Linked DNA regions of Homo sapiens: regions 1 and 3 are each linked to region 2. The links are chromatin loops, found by intact Hi-C in ENCODE. Cell type or tissue: Calu3. All regions are shown on one strand. Each heading gives the region's core, and the rest is flanking DNA. Links, peaks and the distances in the headings are about the cores only. Region 1 has its middle 64 kb from the start of WAPL-DT. Region 2 overlaps GRID1 (glutamate ionotropic receptor delta type subunit 1). Region 3 has its middle 11 kb from the start of GRID1.

Region 1 (5,722 bases), core at 363-5,362, 320 kb before region 2:
AGGTTACTTCCAATTGCTCAGTGTTGCCAAGAATGCTGTGATAAATAGCCTTATAAATAAACTGTGGTGCACATTCAGTGCTATTTCTTTAGGATTCTTAGAATTATTATTATTATTATTAATTATTATTTTGAGACAGGGTCTTGCTCTGTCGCCCAGGCTGGTGTGTAGTGGTGCGATCTTGGCTCATTGCAGCCTCTGTCTCCCAGGTTCAAGTGATTCTCCTGCCTCAGCCTCCCGAATAGCTGGGATTACAGATGTGTACCACCATACCTGGCTTATTTTAGTATTTTTAGTAGAGACAGGGTTTCACCATGTTGGCCAGGCTGGTCTCGAACTTCTGACCTCAAGTGATCCATCTGCCTCAGCCTCCCAAAGTGCTGGGATTACAGGCATGAGCCACTGCGCTCGGCCTCTATTATTTATGCATTTAAAGACCAGGTTTCACTATATTGTCCAGGCTGGTCGCCAACTCCTGGCCTCAAGCAATCCTCCCACCTCAGCCTCTCAAATCATTTGAGATTTACAAGTGTGAGATACCACACCCAGCCAGAAGTAAAATGTCTAAGACAAAGCCCAAGCATCATTATAGAGGGCCACTTCAGAGAGTGATGGGAGTTTGGACCCTAAGGTGTAATCACAGCCTGCCCATCTGCAGACATGGCCTGCCCCCACCATGATCTCCACAAACAGGGCCCACAATAGCTGGCAAGGAGGTCCAGGGCCCTAGTGACAACTCTTTTTTTTTTTTTTTTTTTGAGACAGAGTCTTGCTTTGTTGCCCAGGCTGCAGTGCAATGGCAATATCTCGGCTCACTGCAACCTCTGCCTCCCAGGTTCAAGCGATTATTCTGCCTCAGCCTCCTGAGTAGCTGGGATTACAGGCGTGTGCCATCACGGCCGGCTAATTTTTGTATTTTTAGTAGAGACAGGGTTTCACCACGTTGGTCAGGCTGGTCTCGAACTCCTGACCTCAGGTGATATGCCTGCCTCGGCTTCCCGAAGTGCTGGGATTACAGGCAAGAGCCACAGCGCCCGGCCTATTTTTAGTTATTTATTTATTTTTGAGACAGAGTTTCCCTCTTGTCACCCAGGCTGGAGTGCCGTGGTGCGATCTCGGCTCACTGCAACCTCTGCCTCCCAGGTTCAGGTGATTCTCCGGCCTCAGCCTCCAAAGTAGCTGGGATTACAGGCGCCCATCATCAAGCCCGGCTAATTTTTTGTATTTTTAGTAGAGACGGGGTTTTGCCATGTTGGGCAAGCTGGTCTCAAACTCCTGACCTCAGGTGATCCTCCCGCCTTGACCTCCCAAAGTGCTGGGATTACAGACATGAGCCATCGTCCCCAGCCTCTTCTCGAGATTTAAACCAAGGCTCCTACTGCAACACTCTCTCACTCCAGCTTTTGTGCATCTCTGAGAGAACTGGCTGAGCTTTGTATTTGGTTGTTATTTTTATTAAAATCCTAGATTTATTGAATGTTTCTTTTTATCTTTAAAAGCCTCCCAGCCCCATTTGATATTCTGGCATTCCTCCCGGAGAGCTGGGCCGCCCTCCTCCCCAGGTGAAGAATCACTCCATTTACTCATCTTTGAAGTCACTTCCCTCGCTATTGGGAGCAATGCCACACATTTGTTGGCTGGACACAGGATGCAAATGCTGAAAGCTCACTTTGTGTCCCTGCCACTCTCCCCGCCCACTGTCCATCTCCTCTAGTGTGTAGTGGTGGCCCTATCCCCTTTTGGCACAGCTGGGGCCCCCTTTCTGTTCTCCATCTGAATCCAGGCCTGAGGCATCTCTGCTCCCTGGCATCACCCTGTAATAGACACATCCTTCCTAGGAACACAGGATCCTCTCCTCCCTTCCCCATGCCCCAGGGCTGCTCCTCTGCTCCCAGGCCAACTGCACTCCTTCTCTGGAACACAGCTCTTATCTATCTCCCAGAACAAGGAAGTTTCATCCTGTAACTAAGTCTTGCCAATCCGAGGAAAAGGCTTGAGGGTAGGAATGGTTCAGAGAAGAAAAACTAGGCCATCCTCTGAGATCAGGAGTCCTGAGGTCCCAGGAGGATCAGAGCAGCCTTGTAACAGTCTAGTGCAACTCCTTTGACTTACTAATGGGGAAACTGAGGCCCAGAAAAGGGTGGGACATGCCCACGGCCACACAGTGAGAAAGTGTCAGGCAGGACTGGGATGGAGGTCTTCTCATGCCAGACCCTATGTGCTTCACCCTGACTCCCTCTGCTAAGACCCAATCAAAGGCTGGCTGTTCCTATGCATTGCATAGATGCAGTACTTTTAAGTTTTTGCCACAGACCAGCCTGTGAGGATAAAATGGATCAGACATGCCCCTTGCCTCCAGCAGTGTTGTTCTCTAAGGAATAATAATACAAACTAGGACTGGGCGGGGTGGCTCATGCCTGTAATCCCAGAACTTTGGGAGTCCGAGGTGAGAGGATTGCTTGAGCCCAGGAGTTCAAGACCAGCCTGGGCAACATAGGGATACCTCTGTCTCTACAAAAAAAAAGGACAGGGAGAGAAACCGCATGAGCCTCAAGCAGATACCGCAATACATGGAGCCCACAAAGGCACTGGCTGTGTTTCTCTGCCATTTCAACCCCATTTGGACCTTAGTTGTGGCATGCAGGAGGGCCCTGCCAGGACGGTGACCCCTTACTCGCCTTCAACCCCTGCTGTAAGTAGCCCCCAGCAGGGTGTGGGGCAGAAGAGCCCTCCCCGGAGAGCTCAGTACTGCAATTCTGCCACTGGGTGGCACTGTGGTGCCTCAGGAGGGGGACCACGCCTAAAGGAAACTGCCCAGAGAAGGGGTGGCACGGGAAAAGCGTCACTTGGGCCCTCCTGTGCTGGGCAAGTTGCTTTCCATCTAGGGTTACAAAGAGGTACATGAAATAGGTCCTGCCTTCCAGGAGCCCACAGTGGAACAGTCACATGGACAACAAATTAATTGTTCCAATAATAGATGTAATTAGTTGCTCCAATAGAAGCACAAGAACAACCGGTTCCCGCTGAGGGGCCCGGGGAGGAGGCAGCAATTGAGTCTTGATGTTAGAGTGCTCAGCAGGCCATTCTAGTTCAGGCTGTCTCTCACAGTGCAGGCTCTCAGGGCACTGCGCACTTGGTTTGGGTGGGAGGTAGGGGTGGGGTGTGCCCAGGGAGGTTTGGCCCAGTCCATAGGACAGCGACCTGTAGGGAGCTGGGGGCTGGAAGCCTCTGTCAGCCACCTTCCCCAGCCAGCAGCAGGCTGAGCCTCTGAGGCCAGGGCCTTTGGTGTGGCTATCCTGGGTTGCTCTGTCTCCATTAAAGCACTTAGCTAAGGGACATGGAGGAGAGACACTGGTGTTAGGACAACCAGAACACTGGGAAGTCTTCCAGTGCCAAAGAAAGACAACTGGCCTCCTGTCCTCTTGCTGTGCCTTCTGGCCTCAAGTCCACATGACCTTGGCCTGGGTACGGCAGCCCTCAGGGCTCAGTGACTACATCTGTAAAAAGGGTCTTCTGTCTAAACAAATATATTGAGAAATGAAAAAGTTTAAAGGACCTCTTTTGACTGACCTGAAGGCACACCCTGTGTCCTGCAGGTGTGGGGGACACCTGGGAGAGAAGGACTCTCCTCTGCCGGCTTCAGGTTGTGGCTGGGCCCAGTGGAAAGCCAGAATACATCTCTGTCCTTGGAACACAATTCATCCTCCACAGCTTCTGTAAAATCTGATGGGCTGAGCTTTGCAGCAGGGAAGTGATTTAATACCTAGTAGATACATTTTCATTAAATTTTTGAAGATGGAGCAAAGCCTCTAGTTTTCAAATTTTCTGTGCAGAAGTTAACCCATTATGGTGTTGAAACCCACATCCGCACCGTAAAACTAAAATCTTCTTCTCAAAACAAAGCACAATATATCACCCTGTAATAGACACATCCTTCCTAGGAACACAGGATCCTCTCCTCCCTTCCCCGTGCCCCAGGGCTGCTCCTCTGCTCCCAGGGCTGCTCCTCTGCTCCCAGGCCAACTGCACTCCTTCTCTGGAACACAGCTCTTATCTATCTCCCAGAACAAGGAAGTTTCATCCTGTAACTAAGTCAATCCAACTAAGGAGATGGATTGACTGAGGTTTGCAACTAGGGGCTTCAAGCTTGCCCAGGAGATGAGCAAAGGGTTGGCCGGACCGTTGCTCGCACACCCATCACCAGTAGGGTGCACCTCTTTTCTCCTCCCAGGTCCTCACTGGTGAGGCTGCAAGCCAGGGCTGGGTGTGGCATTTCAAGCAGATACTCTGCACCTCCTTTTGTCATTTACAAGTGATGCTGGTGACAGGTGATTGGGTGTTTGGAAGGCACACAGGGTCTCATGGATCTGAGGGTTTGCTACAGACGGGGAAACTCCTCACATTCCCTCCACCAGTGTCCCACCCCAGAGCTAGGCTTGCCCACCATGGCTGGGGATCCAGGTTACCTTTTAGAGGGATTGCTCCCCTCCAGCCGACCGCCACTCCAGAGGAGGCCTGAGGGGCTTTCCTCCCACCTATATTTAAATAGCACGCACAACCTTTCCATTGAAATCGTGCACAAACTGGAGCTTTCCAAAGACACTTTTATTTACACATTTTACTGCTAAACAACAGAAATTTTATGTAATTATGTATTTGAATACTGATGAGAGGAGGGAAGGAGGATGGCCAGAGGGGAGCTGATGGGGATTAAGGGAGATAAAGATAAAGCCCTTTCTGTCCCCTGCCTTTGCCCCAACTACTTCTTTTTTCTTTTCTTTTCTATATAATTTTTCTAATTTTTTTCTAATTTTTTTACTAAATAAAAAATTAGTACTCCAATGGAAAAATGAGCAAAAGATGTGAAAAATACAATTCACAAAGACTAAGAATGCCCACTGTTAGTGAGGTGAAACTGGCCCTCACCTTCTGTGACTGGACAAGTACTTTTATACGATCTTTCAATTGACGGTAGTTTCAAAATTCTTGAATGTGCATACTCTTTAATCAAGCAATTCTACATCTTGAAATTTACCCTGTAGAAACATCTGCACAACTAACCAAAAATAAATATGCCAGAATGTTCCTTGTATTATTATTTATTATATAGGCTAATTGAAAAATCATAAAAGTTCATCAACAGTAGACTGGTTAAACTATGGTGTAACCAATCATACGATGAAATCATATTTTTTTTTTTTTTTTTTGAGTCAGAGTCTCACTCTGTCGCCCAGGCTGGAGTGCAGTGGCACGATCTTGGCTAGCTGCAACCTCCACCTCCCGGGTTCAAGCAATTCTCCTGCCTCAGCCTTCCAAGTAGCTGGGACCACAGGCACATGCCACCACACCTGGCTGGTTTTTTTGTTTTTTGTTTTTTTTTGTAGAGACGAGGTTTCACTATGTTGGCCAGGCTGGTCTCGAACTCCCGACCTCAGGTGATCCACCGCCTTGGCCTCCCAAAGTGCTGGGATTACAGGCATGAGCCACCACGCCCGGTCATATGTAGTTATTAAAAGTATAAGGTACATGCATATCCTTCAATGTATGCCAATATGCCCTCAGTCTATTGTCAAATAACAAAAAAAAAGCAGATTAAAAATTGTTATGTGGCATGGCGTGGTGGCTCATGCCTGTAATCCCAGCACTTTGGGAGGCTGAGGTGGTTGGATCATCTGAGGTTGGGAGTTCGAGACCAGCCTGACCAACATGGAGAAACCCTGTC
Region 2 (5,000 bases), core at 1-5,000:
GGGCTGGGCTCTTAGCTCCAGCGTGGGGTGGTACTGCAGCTGCTGGGATGGGAGAGGAGGGTGCCCAGCAGTACCTTCTGTGGGTCAGCGTGACTGGCAATGAAAATGAGGTGAATGAACATCCCAGGAGCTCATGCTGCCAATAAAACACCTGACCCGGCAGGTGGGCAGCCTGGATTCGGCTCCCAGCTCTGCTGTGAACTTGCAGAGGCTCCTGGACAAGTCCCTTCCCCTCTCTGGCTTTCTGTTTGCTCCTCTGCAAAATGTGAGCCAAATATTTTCAAGCAGTGGCACTCTTTGTTCAAATGAAATATTCCATGAAACCCACTTTTCTTAACTTAGTGAAGTGGGTTGAGGTGGGGAAACCCAGTGGTCTAGCCCATCTCCAAAGCCTACTTCCAAACATAAACAATTGTCCTAGATTTTAAAAATTAATATTTTAAAACCAACTCTTATTGAGCACTTGATATGTACCAGGCACTGTTCTAAGCACTTTATAAATAGTGACTCAATTCTCACAACCCGAGGGGGAGGGAGGTGGGGAAACAGGCATCAGAGGTGAGGTGACATCTCAAGGTCCCACAACTAGTGAGTGGCACAGCAGGATTCCAGCCCAGGCAGTGGGGTCTAGGACGGGGTTTGGCCTCTGTTCTCGCTGCCTGTAGGTGCTGGCGAAGGGGGCGGCTTGTTCTGCAGGTGAAAGGCCACGGCGCCCACGTGACTTGGTGCTGCACGCTGGAACCCCGAAGTCAGTGTCTGGGGAACCGTCCCGTTGGGCCTGGATTCTGACGAGCTGGGAGAGGCGGGATCCTCCCCGCTGCCGTCTCATTTCCCAGCTGGCCCACCGCGGCCCCGCCACTCCAAGGCCGGTTTACAATGGCAACGTTGCGCGCCGTGGCGCGAAGGGAATTGAATGCGGGAGCTTCTCCGCCAGGCACACACTCTAACCACCAAATTTATTTAAGCAGATAAAATGCAGGGGGTGTAATGTCAGATTAATGGATAAATAACCGTTCTGGTTTTTGGCACGATGACGGGGAGCAGTAGTGAGAAGCCTCATTATGTGCGGCTCTGCCTCGAAGAACAAGCCTCGTGCTGCAACCCCAGCACCCGGGCCCGCGAACAGAGCATTAAATTGTTGGAAATGGCTCCCCTTCACTCGCAGAACAAAGATGTTTTCTCCAGAATAAATTGACTCCCTCCCAGCGCGCTGAGCCCTGGTTTCCCACAAACGCAGCCTATGCTCTCGGGGGAGGGAGGGCGGGCGATGCCGGCCTGGGAACGCCGCGCAGGGAGCTTCCTGCGGGGGCGGGCTCAGGGCTTCTGGCTCCTGGGCTCTCTGTCGCCAAGCCTCCATGGTAAAGGAGCAAACCTTTAGTTGTGTGGACAACGCAGAAGTCTGGCAGAATCGGGGTTGGAATTAGGGTGCGCTGAGAGGCAGTGTTCCTTGGTTAGGGCTTTGCGTTTTGTGTCCCTAGGTTTGCGTGTCGTTGGCCAGCTGGGCGATCTTCAGGCAAGTTATTTAACCTCTCTGAGCTCAGTTTGTTAACAGTGAAGTGGGGAAGGGGCCCTTCCTAACAGGGCTGTGGTCCAGAGCACGTAATAAGAGAACGCTTGGGGGTGGAGCCACGTTCCCTTCCTCCAGAAGGCGCCCTCCACTCTTGGCCCTCTGCCAGCATCCATGCCCAAGATGGTGTGGTGGGGTGTGGGGACCCAGGAGGCTGCTGTCCGGCTGGGCCTAGACCCTGTGGCATGGACCAGGGGGCCGAACTGAAGGACGCAAGCTCTTCGAGGTGGGTGGGGGAATAAAGCCTCCCTTCCTGGGTGCCCAAGGTCTGGCCAGTGCCTAGTAAGCCCCTGGCTGGGTGGGATCAGAATCTCAGTGGAGAGCTTGGCTTTGCTCTGGGCCAAACTTAAAGACAGCCATTGCCTCCAGGAGCCATTGTGCTTGGTTTCTGCCTGGCTTCCTGGGCTCAGTAGGAGCAGAGCTCCGAGAGGCTGCTGAGGGGCAGACTAACTGCTTTCAGATCAGCGCCTTTCTTCCCCTGCTTCCTCCTCCTTCTAGAAGGTGACTTGCACAGTGTAAAGAGCGCAGGCTTTGGGGCCAGATTCACCACTGCCACCTCCTGGCTGTGTTACGCTGGACACACTGCTTCACCTATCCGAGCCTCAGTTTTCACCTGCCGATGCCAGAATAATGCTTTCACTTTGTGAGACTGGCATGAAGAGTGAAGCTCCTGGGCTGATGTCTGGCACACAGCTCTTTGGGCCCCAATGTCCTGTAACAAATGCTTATGGAGCACATACTTGTGCCAGGCTCTGAGATACAATGGTAAGCAATGAAGCCTTGTGTGACCTCCAGGGGTTGACTGGGGAGCAGGATGACCTGGATGCTGGTGGCTGCCCGGATGTGTATGTGTGTGTGTGCCACCTCAATGCCCCTGCTCAGGTGAGAGTGGGTGACCTGGGGTTTTGCTGCATCCAGCAGGATCTGGCCTTTGGGATGGTGGGTTGCCTCTGTCTTGCGCTGCCTTTTCCTTGTCCTTTTGGCCTTGCTCCTTCTTACCTGATCCACTCGAGTTTCTCACTGACCTAACCAAGAGGTTGGAAGAGGAAAACGCCCCTGGCTTGGGGCAGGAATATGGGTCCTAGCGGTTAGTGGAGCACCTCCTTCCCAGTACATTGGGTGCTCTCCAGGTGAGCAAAGCAGATGAGGTCTCTGTCCTTGTGGTGCTTGCAGTCTTCTGAGTAATGACAGCTACTGAGCATTTGCCCAGTGCCAGGCTCTGTGCTAAGTGCTTTTCACATCCGATCCTCACTATGCAATGGATAGTCTGTGGCCAGCTTTGAATCTCACCCCTTTGCCATGCCGGCAGGTCCTGGGGGCCCTTTTTCTCCCCCAGGGGTCCTGCAGGCCCTGCTAGCATAGAGCTCTGGGCTCAGATAGGGGTAGCTTCAAATTTGGTTCTGTCCTGTTATTTTGCAAGTCACATAACTTGTGTAAGCCTCAGTTTCCTCATCCATAAAATCGAGATAATCATAGTACCACCTCCCAGGGTTGTGGGGAGGAAGCACCAAGCATAGAACCTGGGTTGCTACAGGGGCCCCAGCCCTCATGGCTGGGTGTTTTGCTCCCTGTGGAGTGGGCACAGAGGCTTCTCCGGGCTTTGCAGCCCACACCCAGCTTTTTCTTCGGTTTGAGGAACGTGTGTTTAGGAGGCTAGGAGAAGGCTCTCCAGGCAGCACTCCTTCTCCCACCTGCTGGGTCTTTGTTTAGCTCCAAATTAAAGCTAAAGCAGAAAATACAAAACATTTCCTCCATCACAGGTGAAGGAACCGGCTGTCTTATCAGCTCTGGAGCCGAGTGGCTTGGCATGTGTGTGCTGGTAATTGTGGAGTCTGAATGAAGGGGTGTCTCTGGGGACCATGCTTTCCATCACTGTCCGTGTCTGTTATCATGGTTATCTCATTCCCAATCAGGCTCAGGGGACGTGGGGCTGGGCGAGGATTTTCCATTTTCTGGAGGCTCACATCCCACCTCTGCCTTCTTACTCATTCCGATGGCCCAGCTCTTAACAGCCCTCCCTGGCCTCTGCCTTGAGCCTTCTAGGATGTCATCTGCTACTGGTGTCCATTCCAGTTGTGTCTGTCTGCATCCCTATGAGGACCGGGAGCTCCTGAAGGTCCCATTAGAGTCCAGGGATTATTGATGAAGCTCCAACCAGGAAGACAGAGTGGGACACATGGTTGGGGTGGTGGGAGCATAGAAGTTCTTAGAGGCAGATCTGGCTTGTAAATCTAGCTTTGTCACTTGCTGTGTGACCTAGGGAAAGTTACCTAACTTCTCTGAGCCTGGCTTTCCTCATTTCTAAAATGAAGGTGTTACTGGTACGTGCTGTTTGTAAAGATTGGTGTAAGTATTATCATGAAGTAATATCCACAGTCTGTAGCTGAGTGCCTGGGATGGAATCAGTGCTTTCCAATGCTGGCCCAAAAGTGGAAGGAAGCCACGTGGTTGGTACTCAGATTTCCCTGTTGAAGGTAGAACAGAGAACAAGGTGCAGGAGAGGAATGCTGGTTGTTGCCCTGACTACTCCACACAGGTGTTCCATGGGGTGAGGGCAGGCTCACTGTTATCTCAGGACCAGCTAGAGACCAGTTCACACTAACCAAGCTCAGAAGAGACTGATTTTTGGCTGAACACAAGCCAGCGTATTAATTCACAAGGAGAAACCACTGCCTGGGCTCTCATGTGCTTCCCCAGTGAGAAATCCTAGTGAGCCAGGTGACTAGGTGCTTCCCACTGAATGGAGGAACCTTCAGAGGGACTGCTGGTGGGTCTCAGGGACTTCTTGATCACTATTTGGAGCCTGCTATGGAAGAGGTCAGAGTGTGGCCTCTATCTGGCCTCTTCCTCTCAGTTCACTTTCCTTACTGGACTCTCTTCCCTTTGCCTTCTGCTGTCTTTCCTTCCCTGCCCCTGCCATTTGTGCAGACTTGCACACGCATGTGCGTGCACACACACACACACACACAGACATGTGTTATTAGGAATGCAACTGGACTCTGCACTTGATTGAATTTGAAATAATTGACTTCATTTCTGATTTGAAACTTACAGATTCCCCACTCCCCTATGTTGGCAGTACCCAAGTTTTTCCTTGACAATTTGTATTTTTAAATTAATATACAACCTCGTATGTAATGATATAGATGTATTTACATAATTTAATGATATTCTTTAATAATTCAGAGACATTCAACTTTCTGTACGCATTGTTTACACGCACACAAGGGAGGAAAGTCATTAGTTGTCATCAGTGAACATGGATAGGTACAGATTAAGGAGAGAGGAGAGAGAGAGAGAGGTAGAGAGAGAGGTAAAGACTGCAGAGGTCTGGAAACAGAATCTTGTCTTTACATTTTTGGGTTAAACTGTTAGGGCTGACAGCTTGCAAAGAGGCTAGGCTAGGCCACTTGCCCTAGGGCAGGGGGCTGGG
Region 3 (5,722 bases), core at 372-5,371, 120 kb before region 2:
GGGCCGGATTCTCTTTATTCTAGTTAAAGCATTCTGGAGGAGGGTGCTGATTGGCTAGTTTGGAGTAGGTGGCCATCTTCAGACCAATCAGACATAGTCAGGGCCTGGGTCTTCTACGACCTCGGTCATTCCTGCTACAGCCCCGTGTTGTTTTGATGGCGCAGCTCTCAGGGCAGGGGGCATTGCCTGGGGCCGGTCCTGCAGAAATTCACTACAGCCTAAGTGCTGTGGAACTTGACCATTGTTCTGCAGACAGAGGGCCTAGCAAAGGGTTTGTGTGATTTTATATTATTTTTATTTTTAATTGTGATAAAATACACATAATATAGCATTTACCATCTTAACCATTTTTAAGCATACAGTTCAGTGGCATTAGGTACATTCACATTGTTGTGCAACCCTCACCACCATCCATCTCCTGAACTTTTTCATCTTCCCAAACTGAAACTCTGTCCCCATTAAACAACTCCCCATTCTCATCTTCCCTCAGACCCTGGCAACCACCATTCTACTTTCTGTCTCTGTGAATATGACTACTCTAGGTACCTCCTATGAGAGAATCATACAGTATTTGTCTTTTCTTTTCTTCTTTTTAGATGACGTCTCACTCTGTTACCCGGGTTAGAGTGCAGTGGTATGATCTTGGCTCACTGCAATCTCTGCCTTCAAGGCTCAAGCCATCCTCCTGTCTCAGCCTCCCGAGAAGCTGGGACCACAGGTGTGTGTAACCACGCTCGGCTAATTTTTTTGTATTTTTTGTTGAGATGGGGTTTTGCCATGTTGCCCAGGTTGGTCTCAAACTCCTGAGCTCAAACAATCCACCTGCCTTGGCCTCCCAAAGTGCTGGGATACAGACATGAGCCACTGAGCCTGGCCAGTATTTGTCTTTTTGTGATGCGCTTATTTCATTTAGCATAATGTCCTCAAGGTTCGTCTATGTTGGAACATGTGTCAAAATGTCCTTCCTTTTTAAGGATGAATAATATTCCATTGCATGGATGGACCACAGTTTATCCATCATTTGTTGATGAACGCCTGGGTTTCTTCCACCCTTTAGCTATTGTGAATAACATTGCTATAAATATGGGTGTACAAATATCTCTTTGAGGACCTGTTTTCAATTCTTTTGGATATATACCCATAGTGGAATTGCTCGATCATGTAAAAGAAAATACAATTTCAGAATCCTCTAAATTTATTATACCAAGGGGGAAGGCTCATTCATGTAACTTGTTTGCAATCCTGCTTCTTAGATTATAGATTAAGGCCGGGCATGGTGGAGCACGCCTGTAATCCCAGCACTTTGAAAGGCCGAGGTGGGTGGATCACTTGAGTTCAGGAGTTCGAGACCAGCCTGGCCAACATAGTGAAACCCCGTCTCTACTAAAAATACAAAAAGTAGCTAGGTGTGGTGGCGGATGCCTGTAATCCCAGCTACTTGAGAGGCTGAGACACGAGAATTGCTTGAACCCAGGAGGCAGAGGTTGCAGTGAGCTGAGATCACACCACTGCACTCCAGTCTGGGTGACGAAGTAAGACTCTCTCTCAAAAAAAAAAAAAAAGAAAAGAAAGAAATTAACTCTCTTACTCATTGCTCTTGTTCTGTAAATGACTAGGGGAGACCAGAGACCATAACTCCCCCCTTCCAGTCACTGATCTTTGTTATAAATTAACTGCCTTTTTTATTGTCCTGTACCTAACTTAGACCAGATAGCAGCCAAGACCCCATGATAGTTATATCTTCAGTGTGGAATGTTAAGTGTACCTTTCCCAGAAGAAAAAGACCATCTTGACTAATCAGATCATTGTAACTATGTATTAAGTCTTACATAAAAAGATGTTAAATGTTCTGTTAAGCTTCCCTAAACTTTATCTGTATGCACGATCCTAAACTTCTACACTTTGGATCTACACTGACTTCCATCCTTTGGAATCTTTGCTTCCTGGACCACTTGTCCTTGAACTTTGCACTTAATATACTCTTTAAGTGAGATTTTGACCCTTTCGGTTAAATTGAAAATCATATGGTAGTTCTATTTTCAATTTTTTGAGAAATGGCCTACTGTATTCCATAGCGGCTGCACCCTCTTACGTTCCCACAAACAATTCACAAGGGTTCCAATTTCTCCACATCCTTGCTTGATTTATTGATTGATTGTGATTAGTGTGTAATGGATGTGAGGTGGTATCTCATTGTGGTTTTTATTGCATTTCCCTAATGGCTAGTGATGTTGAGCATCTTTTCATGTGCTTATTGGTCATTTATATCTCATTTTTGGAGATACGTCTATTCATGTCCTTTGCCTGATTTTTTAATCAGGTTGGTTTTGTTGTTGAGTTGTAGTAAAGAGCTTTAAGTAGGACTGTCACAATTTGACTTACTGTTTTGACAGAGCTGAGCCTGAAACTTTGGCAGGAATCAGGGTGAGGGGGAAGCGGCAAGAACTGGGGGCTGCCAGGACAGATGCTGCACACAGTGAGCTCTTCACAAAAGCTGAGCTCACCCAGGCCCTCTTCCTGCTTCGGATCTTGGATGGCCTGAGGAGGAGGACACTGGGGTCACCTCTTTGGATCCTGGCCTTTTAAGGCTCTCAGGGAAGGCTCAGGCAGTCTCCAACAGACCCCTGGGAAATCCAGGGTCCCAGTCCCTCCGTGTGTGGTCCAGACGGAGAATGGTTAATGATCCACGCTATAGGACGCCTGCCTGTTATTTGCAGCAGGGGCTGACCATGGGGGTTGGGCTCTAGAAATCCGCAGGAATTTACACAGGGGTGCTGGGCTGTGTAAAGTGGATCCCCCACTGGCTTTTCTGACTGGCAGATAGTTCAAAGACGTGGGCTGGGGAGCCAGAATGCCTGGGTTCAAATCCTATTTTGCCACATACCAGCTGGGCATGTTACATAACTCTCTTGTGCCTCCATTTACTGCTCTGTAAAATGGGAATAATAAGAGCGCCTCCCTTGTGAAGGATTGGGTGAGGATTACATGAGTTAATGTATGCAAAGCATTAAAATAGTGCCTGTCTCGTAGTAAACGCTATGTAAATGTGGGCTATTGCTGTTATTTTCACTGAGACCAGGCCCTGTTGGGCTTCCCACCGCCCATCAGCGTGCAGGCCTTCCGGACCACGTAGAGGTGCGGTTATCCTTGGGACAGGTCCTCCCTCCTGGGGCGGCTCGCGCGGCAGCGCCTGGGGCCCGTTCCCGCGGTTGCCGGCAGGGGGCAGCATTGCACTGCGGCTGCTCCTGGGCGGCGCCGGCGACTGGGCTTGGAAACCGCGCCTCGCGGCGGCCTGCGCCCTCGCTGCGTCCCTCGCGCTGTCACCTGCGGAATCGGCAGACCAGCCCGTGTAGCCGTCAGCCCAGTAGGGCGGGCACGGGGGCCGGAGACCGCTGTCTCTGTTCAGCCCGGGGTCTCTTGGGGCAGGGCGCCCCACCGCCTCTTCCATGAGGTTCTCCAGCCCTCAAACCCCCGGCGCGCGTGGCTATTTCTCGGCCCCTCGTGGGGCCTGGAGGCCCTTGACCATTCTTGGTCCGTGCACAATCCCCCCATCTGTGAAATGTGGGCAATTGCGCGGTGGCTCAGGGCGCGGCCCAGGTCAGGCACAGAGTGAGGGTCGGGAGATGTTTGGACAACCCCCACCTCGGCTTTCATTAGGTTGCGGACGAGCTGGGCCTGAGCGGGGCATGCGGGCGCGCGCGGCCTCTGGGGAGGGAGTGTGGCGGAGAGGATGCGCGGGCCGTGTGGTCCTGATCTGGGCTTGAGCCCACCCCATGCTTGAACCTGCTCTGGGCCTTTGCTTGTGCTCAGCCTGCTTCCTGGATGGCCCCTCCTTCCTCCTTATTCAACTCCCTCGGGCATCTCAGAGTCCGTAACAGCCTTCCAGGTCTCAGGGCCTGGCATTAGCTTCCCTTCCCTGCCAGTCCCCAAAAACGTCCAGTCCTCGCCTGGGCCTACCCAAGGTCTCCCCTCACCCCCAACCACCAGGCTCTGGGTCCACATTAGGACTTGTGTCTGTCCTGCCCACCATGACCCTTAGCAGGGGATCACGGGGATGGCCCGGCCTCCTGTGAAGGAAGGTCAGCTCCATGATTCCAGATGATTCCAGTCTGGAAATCTCGTGGACTCCAGAAGTCTAGCCTTTGGCTACTCTCCCCAACATTTCCTGGAGAGGCTTGATCACTGGCCCATAGGCCAAGGAGACCCTCCCTTCTATGGTCACAGACCTTCAACAGATGATGGTAGATGCAGGCCGCTACCCTCAGGTGACCCCACAAAGAGCCACACACTGGCAAAAGAACAGTCAGTGTTCCCAGTGGGTAGGAAATGCACCCTAAAACAACTTAGAGATGCAATTTTTCATTTATCAAGAATGAAACAAAGAATAACGCTTAGTGTTGCTGAAGGTGCAGAGAAGCAGACACTTTCATGAATTGCCCATGGAAACGTAGACTGGTTTTAAAAACAGCTTTGGAGGGCAATTTTGGAACTATGTATTAGAGACTTAAATGACGCATAACCTTTGACCCAGCAATTCCACTGCTAGGTATTTATTCTACTAAGGAAATAATTGCATAAAAGCTGAAAATGCATGTGTAAGTATTTTTTACCGAAGCACTGTTTATAATGGTAAAAATTGGGGAGAATATTCAATAGCAAATGAATGATTAAATAATGTATGATAGCTCCATGGAATAGAACTGTAATCAGCCATAAAAAAAAATCACATTTTTGGAAGAGAATTTCATAGCAGAGAGAAATGCTCACATTAAAATGTTCATTCATTCACTAATTAATTGATTTAACATTTATTGAGTATCTTTGAGACATGCCAGGTATTCTTTTAGGCACTGAGAATACAACTGTAAATAAGATAAATACTATCGTCCTCCTTATTGGGCTTTCCTTCTATAGGTGGAGACAGGCAAGAAAGAGGTGAAAAATAATTTCAGGTAGTAATATTTTTGTCTGTTTCTCTTTCAAAATTATACTTGAATAGAAAAAAGGATGGGAAGAAGAGCATCACAATGTCAACGGCGGTTATTTCTGGTTGGTGGTATCAGGTAGGATTTGTGTTAAGTTACGAAAAACTGAGAAATTCACTGCAGAAGCTTATAAAGACCAGGGTCTGATTGGCTCCTGTGTCCTGGGCTGATAAAGCAGCCTCGCTCTGCCCTCCTGGAACGCAGGCTGTGCATGCCCTGCTTGGCTTCTGAAGGTCACAGGACGGCAGGCTTTCCTCCGGGTCTCCTGTCTACCTTCCAGCAGGAAGAAGGGGGAAGGCAGAGGAACAAACTCTTTCTCCTCCGGAGGCTCTGCCTTTTATTTTATGTGAACAGAGCTTCAGCCAAGGTCTCATTGGTCAGAATGGGCCACTTGGGAAGAACATGGAGGCAGTGTCATGGGTTATCATCATTTTCTTCTTCACATTTTCTGGCATTTTCTAAATCAAACAAGACATTAAAACAAGCTTCTGTGTGTAAGAAATAAAGGACTTTTTGTGTTTTAAGAAACAAGGTTGGGGTGGATTGCTATGTGGGAATGGAGGGCAGAGGGCAGGCAGTCGCAGCCAGGCTCAGACACAGCTGCTATGGGTGCGGCGGTCCTGGAGGTCTCTCTCACTAATTTCCATCCGCCTGGGTCCTGTAGGCCCTTGCAGGCTGGCGCAGTCCTCAGAGGACACGGTGGAGTGCAGGACCATGGCTGTCCCTGGGAGGGCCTT

Evidence for each region. Peaks named below come from ENCODE experiments on the same cell type or tissue, not always from the same donor. Only the 100,000 strongest peaks of a DNase experiment are listed, where the experiment ranks them.
Region 1: it touches region 2 in a loop (5-fold over the local background); 6 of 110 quality-filtered maps call a loop at or near these places.
Region 3: it touches region 2 in a loop (8-fold over the local background); 19 of 110 quality-filtered maps call a loop at or near these places.

What each region holds. Positions count from the first base shown.
Region 1 is chr10:86,582,677-86,588,398 of GRCh38, reverse strand. No RefSeq gene overlaps it. Among named protein-coding and RNA genes, the nearest start is that of WAPL-DT, 64 kb to the right of the region's middle. RefSeq lists enhancers at 2,867-2,926, 3,168-3,669. In Calu3, for the core only: CTCF peaks have their summits at 2,574 and 2,773 (motif pointing right); a DNase peak (open chromatin) is centred at 2,768.
Region 2 is chr10:86,259,195-86,264,194 of GRCh38, reverse strand. The region is part of intron 2 of GRID1 (glutamate ionotropic receptor delta type subunit 1); the gene reads left to right. Among named protein-coding and RNA genes, the nearest start is that of MIR346, 3.1 kb to the left of the region's middle. RefSeq lists enhancers at 266-1,249, 1,250-2,233. In Calu3, for the core only: no CTCF peak of the experiment used is centred there; a DNase peak (open chromatin) is centred at 2,114.
Region 3 is chr10:86,374,908-86,380,629 of GRCh38, reverse strand. No RefSeq gene overlaps it. Among named protein-coding and RNA genes, the nearest start is that of GRID1, 11 kb to the right of the region's middle. RefSeq lists silencers at 3,115-3,174, 3,185-3,234, 3,084-3,378, 3,338-3,536 and an enhancer at 3,014-3,556. In Calu3, for the core only: a CTCF peak has its summit at 3,235 (motif pointing right); a DNase peak (open chromatin) is centred at 3,249.